Regions from separate parts of the Homo sapiens genome. Here region 2 is linked to region 1. The links are chromatin contacts, found by Hi-C or POLR2A ChIA-PET in ENCODE. All regions are on one chromosome and are shown on one strand. The core of a region is the stretch at or near the end of the contact, and the rest is flanking DNA. Distances in the headings are between cores, read along the strand shown.

Region 1 (3,158 bases), core at 442-2,941:
TCAGCGAGGCAACAGTAAATTCCCTTTATGGGGCTTCATAGCAAAGAGCTGGCAGAGTATTATCTAAACTAGAGATGGCATTAATGTTGGTTTTTTATATATCACAAAGCTTCCCTGGAGCCATCGTTAACTATCAGGTTTCATAGCTTAATATATCATTATTATATTATCAGTAGGAAAACGGCTGAAGTCTTGCTATCGACGACATCATAAGAGTTCCTTGGTTCCAAGAAATAATAAACCTCAATGTCAAAATTGTTGGGAAGCTCTTCTCTAGAATTTATCTCACAGAAATTGGGAGGTCCTCTAATTCGATAAAATCTTTCAAATTGAAACCCAATCTAAAGTACTTCAGAGTATATGTTTGTTGTTGTTGTTGTTGAGAAAGTCTCGCTCTGTTCCCCAGGCTGAGTGCAGTGGCGCAATCTTGACTCACCACAACCGCCGCCTCCCGGGTTCAAGCAATTCTCCTGCCTCAGCCTCCAGAGTAGCTGGGATTACAGGCGGGCGCCACCATGCCTGGCTAATTTTTGTATTTTTAGTAGAGATGGGGTGTCACCATGTTGGCCAGGCTGGTCTTGAACTCCTGACCTCGTAATCTGCCCGCTTCGGCCTCCCAAAGTGCTGGGATTACAGGTGTGAGCCACCATGCCCAGCATAGAGTATATGTTTCAAAATGTTCGTCACATTGAAACTATTCAATTATGTTAAAAAATGTAATACACTAAAACACTGCAAATGAGATTGAGACACTACTGTCCCCAAGCAGCTGGAGATGTACATAGGTGTTAATAACCTACTAGTTGGAAGGATAGTACTGTGTGTACAGTACCATTACTTTAACCTCATCATTTGCAACTGATTGCATTGCATGGACCCTCTAACTGCCTGAAAATCATGTCAGAGTTACTCCATCGACATTTGCCGAACATTTGTCATGTGGCAAAATACTTACTGTAGAAAAGTTGACACATAATAGCTCTGAGGTTTCACTAAATGAGCTTTACACACCAGGCTACAGGTACAACCCATTGATGTGTAGTCTCCAAAAAATATGGTTTATGATTTGATTAAAGAATACTGCCTCGCCAGAAGCTCCCTAAGTATAGACAAAAAGGGTTTCGTGACCAGTGAGGTGACTTGGCTTCACCGTTTGCTGTCACAGAACTATTCCGTGGAGGATTTCATAAGTAGTGAGGGAGAGGTGGAAGACCCGGCTGAAAATAAAGTGGGAGCAGCGGGTCGTGATCTGTTGGTGGCTGGGGACTCGCCTAGACGGAAGAAACACGGAATCTCTACTAAGGCTGTGGAAGGCGTCAGGGCAAACCTCAGACTCCTCTCACTGGACGCGTTCGCGCCACCTGTCAGACGGGAGGAGCCGCCAGGGATTGAGAGGGTAGGGAAGGGGTGTCCGGGGCCCCGGAAAGCGGCTGCGGGTCGCAGGTCTCCGCCCGAGAGGCGCTGGGAATGGGGCTGGGAGTGGTGGGGGCGGCGTGCTACATACCGAGGAGACTTCACGTGGTCTCTAGAGCCCTGCTAGGGGACCCGGGACGCTACCGCGCGCCCCTCCCCTGAGGTCTCAGCTCCTCCTCCCAGGCACGTGATCGCAGCCGGCTGGTAACTGCGCTCCTGCAGCGTAGCTCGCTCTGTTTCTTCCCTCCCGCCGCGGTGCCCTTCTTCTCCCCCGTTCCCATCCCTCCGCCTTCCCCCGCCTCTCCCCCCACGCCCCAATCGCGGCTTGAGATTAGAAGCGCCCGCCCCTCCACCCTTTTCTTCGCTTGCTCATTGGCTGAAGTCTCAAGGACGCGTCCCGAGGGCGGGTGGCAGCCATTGGTGGGATGAGCAATCCGAGTTCCCGGATGAGGGAACATTCTGCAGTATAAAGGGAGCAGGGAAGGCGGGAGACAGCGCAGTTTGAATCGCGGTGCGACGAAGGAGTAGGTGGTGGGATCTCACCGTGGGTCCGATTAGCCTTTTCTCTGCCTTGCTTGCTTGAGCTTCAGCGGAATTCGAAATGGTAAACTTCGCAGAGACGCTCGATGACTCCGCGGGTTTTTGCCGGCGAGAGAAAAACCCGTTACACAGAGGGATGGGGGTGAAGTGGCGACGGTTGGGAACGCGCGGAGACAGGATTTAGAAGAGTGGGGGGAGGTGTTTTGTCGGCTGCTAGCGGAGCAGCCTCGGATCTCGCGGCGGGCGGCGACGGTTGGGTGGCGCGCGCAGCGCCGCTGGGGGCCGGCGGGCGGAGGCGCGCGGCCGTGGCGAGCGCGCGGCGGGGGGCGAACGGGCGGGGTCGCCCCTGCGGCGCGCCGCGGGCCGGAGACCCCGGCAGGGTGCGGGGACGCGCTCGCGGCGGGACGCGCCGCGGTGGGGGATGGGCGCGCCGCCTTGGTAATTCTATATTCTCCGTTCCTCCTCCGCTCGCGGGCGTGTGCGCGCCGCAGGCTGGCGGTAAGGCTGGAAAGGACTCCGGAAAGGCCAAGACAAAGGCGGTTTCCCGCTCGCAGAGAGCCGGCTTGCAGGTCAGTAGTTGTTCGTGCAGTCTGGGAGTCATGATGTTTTTCTTTGCATTTCCTTTTTTGTTATTCATCGCTCTCGATGGGCGTTTTGTGTATGCGTGGGTGATGCGGTGTCGCGACTTGGGCTGCCCATACGATAAATATGGGGGGGAGGAATCACGTGTTTCGATGTCGGGACGCGTTGCTGCGCCCGTGCCCCTTGCTTTGGCGCGCATATAATTTCCCCATCTCTAGTTCTCATTTTTGTGCATTTATGTTTGTGTATGCTTAAAATTTAAGTTCCCAGTGGGCCGTATTCATCGACACCTAAAATCTAGGACGACCAGTCATGGACGTGTGGGCGCGACTGCCGCTGTGTACAGCGCAGCCATCCTGGAGTACCTCACCGCAGAGGTAAATGGGTGAACGCCTATAATCCGGAGAAGGTTTGGGGGGCGGGGAGGCGGCAAGAGGGAAGGAGGAAAGTGATGCAAGAAAACTCCCAGGCCCTGAACGCGGCGAGAGGCCTAAGAGAACGCTAGAGGGAGCTGGTGTTCAACAAGGATCCTACTGAGCTTGAGTTCTCTGCTCTTGGAATTAAAATTGCGTGCCCCCTGTATATCTTGCCAGTCAGATAGTGAGGAACGATTCCAGTTGGTA
Region 2 (3,158 bases), core at 387-2,886, 790 kb before region 1:
TCGTTCCATGTTGTTCTCTTTAATTAATATTAATTAATTCACTCCTTTCTGGGTTTTCAATTTGCCTAGATAAGGCATTATAAATTAGAAAATGTAACACATTCAGTTTATAATTTAAAGGGCTCTCAGCTGATAGTTAATTAGCTTGATTCAGGAAGGATAAACCAAAAGAATGAATTTTTAATGCTAATTTAAAGGACATTAGTTGCTATGGGCAGAATGATTAAAATGCCAGTTTGAAGCAGGAAAATTAGAATGCAGCAGCAGTGGCAATCATAGATTATCAGTGGTTTTTGTATATATGCCAGGATTATAAGACATTCTGTCACCTGCCTATAGAAAAGCTTGACAAGTTCTGGAGGGTTATTTTGGTCTAAGACACATGATGGGTAAATCTTAATTGTCTTATCTTTTAACATGTGTTCATCCAAGTCTCCTCAGGGATGCAATAAAGTAGAGTTATATTTTAGAATGAGATGTATTTACCTGGCTTGATGCATTCATCACAAGTAGCAGAGGGTTGACACTAGCCTATCCTTCCAACCTTGTTTAACAACCACTTACTGAGTACCAAGCACTGTCCTAAGCATTTTACAAATACTAACTCAGGTAATTCTCATAACAAATCTATGAGTTTCATACCATGATCATCCCCATTTTTTTTTTCAGAAAGAAAACGGAAGCACAGAACGTTTAATTAATATGCTCAAGGTCACACAGGTTGTAGGTGGCAGGTCCTAGATTTGAACCCAAGCAATCTGGCTTCAGTGACTATACTGTTAACTAGATAAGAAATCCAACTCAGCAGATTATTATCAGCTAAAGACAGCCTCTCAGTTAACTTTAAATGCACTGTTATCAACATCCAAAGATTATCCTCAAAGATGTCATCCTTTCTGAGGAACTCCAGAACACAGACATAGTGAAATGTAAGGAGTTGAGGCTCACTTACTCTATATTTAAAGATCCTTAATGGATCAGAAGATTCTTGGGGATCAGCAAGGTGTCTCTAATGTTGCCAAACGATTAGCAAAAAAGCAAAGACATAAAGTTTCAAACAAAATTAATCTTTTAAATTCAATCACTCAAACATTTTTAAAAACATTTACAATAAACCAGGCACTAGTCTGGGTGCTGGATAGATGTGGATGAAAAAGACACCACCCCTGCTCACAAGGAGCTAAGAGTTTAGTGGGGTGGGGTGGGGGTGGGGGTGGGGCGGGGGAAATGTAGACAAAGGTAATTTTGTTATGGTATAGAAAGCTCAAGAATGGATATTATATCAAGTACTAAAAGAGGAAAGAGTAGGGATAGCTAACCCTTCTCCTGTAGTGAAGAATAATGTTCAGGGAAGGTTTTAAGGGAGGTGAGATTTGAACTGAGATGTAAGAATGAAGACTGAGAAGATTGCAGCATCCCCCAGCCTTGGCATTTTTGACAATTTGGACTGGATAATTTTTTGTTTGGAGGACTGGCCTGTACGTTGGAAGACGTTCGATGGAAGTCCTGGCCTCTACCCACTAGATGCCAGCAGTGTCTTTCCTCAGGTTATGACAATCAAAAAAGTCTTGAGGTATTGTCAGATGTCCCCTGGGAGACAAAATTGTCCAAAGTTGAGAACTACTGAGCTGGGAGAAAAGGTGGTGGGAGGTGGCTGGGACTAGTAGAAAGGGAAAGATGCCTGTCAGGGAGAGGACACACTGGGGATGAAGGCCTGGAGGTAAAAGAACTGGGTATGTATAAAGCTGTTGGGGCATAAGTGTGAGGTGCAATGTGGCCATGAATGGTTTCGATGATGATAGAGGAGGAAAAACTCACTGGTGACCTGGAGAGAACTCGTAGCAAGCACACACAGGCAGGAGATGGACTAAAGGTTACTCTGAATCATAAATTCAGCCAGGCTGCCTTATGGACTTATAAGGAACCAAAGCCAGCATCCACACCAGTTAGGTGGGGCACAAACAGACTGAGTGACTCATTCTGAGCAAAGGAGCTGCACTCTCCCCAAAGGCAGGTTGGAGGCTAGCTAAGTTCAGACAGTGGTTTTTTTTTTTTTTTTTTTTTTAAGGGAGACAGACATGGTCTAACATGAGGAGAGAGGATTGTGTTCACCCTAATCTTTTTGCTATGTAAAGCGTGAGACTGTGTGATAGGATATCTTCAGATCTGACAGCATAAGTGAATTCAGCAAGGCCCCACTGAGAACTAAAATCTTTGGTGAATGAGCTGCCCTATTTAAGTAGATTTTCCAAGATGATGAAAATCCTTAGTGCTTCAGTCCGCTCCCTTTAAACTTTAATCTTATTTTACTTTATATTGCTTTCTTAGCATAAATGAAACCTAATTGGACTTTTCCTTGATAATTTAATAGTAGTTACTATGATCATTAGGGTGGTGTCTCTGAAGGGTGATCTAATTTATTTTGCATCCTCGGGCAAATCAAATGGACCAACTATTGCAATTGTGTTTTGTAATTTTTTTGGTCTCATTTTTATAGCTAGATATCAGCTGTAGATTTTCACAACATTCTCATTTTGTTGTCTTCTGCCATAATTCAAAAACGTTGTTGGTAATCTTTTTCTTTTTTCCTGAGAAACATAATAACCAAGTTTGCTAGATTTAGGTCTAAAAACAGCTAATCTAAGCTCCAATAATGCCATAAACACTTATCTGATGTTTAATGTATGCCAGACAGTGTTCAAAATTGTAACACTCTCCTTAATACCAAAAGTACTTAAGTCTTAGTGCATCAGGTTTTACAACTATGTCAGTAGTCTTTTCCTTTTACTCTGAAGTTCTTTTATGTGTTCTGAGAAGTTAAGTGGCTAGAATTTTGATATTCAACTAAATGGGATTTTATATACTCATGATATAACACTTTTAGAAATTGCTAAACTCAGGAAGCAGGTGATACTTTTAGCAATCTGGAACTGTTCAACAGAGTAACAAGAAGCAAGGTGAGATTTTGTAAAAGAAAAACACATTAGGCTGAAGACTTTTGCACACATTCCATTCGGGACTCCCATCTTTTTGACCTCTTTAAAGCAGGAAGCTACTTAGGCTCCCTTATCAAACGACTGAAGCATGCACATTCACAAACATGGCTTCTTAGTTCAGGGAGGTCAAGAGATTCAGCAATTTGAAGAAAAAGGCAAATG

What was found. A loop is a pair of places that touch in the nucleus more often than their neighbours do. ChIA-PET counts read pairs that join two places held with the same protein, here RNA polymerase II (POLR2A). Pooled maps may share reads with other maps.
Region 2: a loop to region 1 is called in a pooled map, with 3 times the contacts of the local background. The contact joins the enhancer-like site here to the promoter of H2AZ1-DT in region 1. A Hi-C loop is called at or near these places in 2 of 50 pooled maps. POLR2A ChIA-PET finds 5 or more read pairs at or near these places in 2 of 52 experiments (GM10248 and PC-9).

Annotation. Positions count from the first base shown.
Region 1 is chr4:99,949,027-99,952,184 of GRCh38, reverse strand. H2AZ1-DT (H2AZ1 divergent transcript) reads right to left here and starts at 1,691. Exons shown (of 4, transcript NR_125923.1): 1 at 1,505-1,691. It overlaps H2AZ1 (H2A.Z variant histone 1), which reads left to right and starts at 1,910. Exons shown (of 5, transcript NM_002106.4): 1 at 1,910-2,017; 2 at 2,445-2,522; 3 at 2,799-2,912. The coding sequence starts at 2,015. RefSeq lists silencers at 1,320-1,529, 1,570-1,619, 2,280-2,329, 2,410-2,499 and enhancers at 1,441-2,045, 1,990-2,079, 3,120-3,158, 2,651-3,158.
Region 2 is chr4:100,737,354-100,740,511 of GRCh38, reverse strand. No RefSeq gene overlaps it. Among named protein-coding and RNA genes, the nearest start is that of LINC01217, 52 kb to the left of the region's middle. RefSeq lists an enhancer at 1,713-1,792. Within about 2 kb of position 1,636, at least 3 of the 41 ENCODE cell types and tissues checked have a DNase peak (open chromatin) inside an H3K27ac peak, as active enhancers do.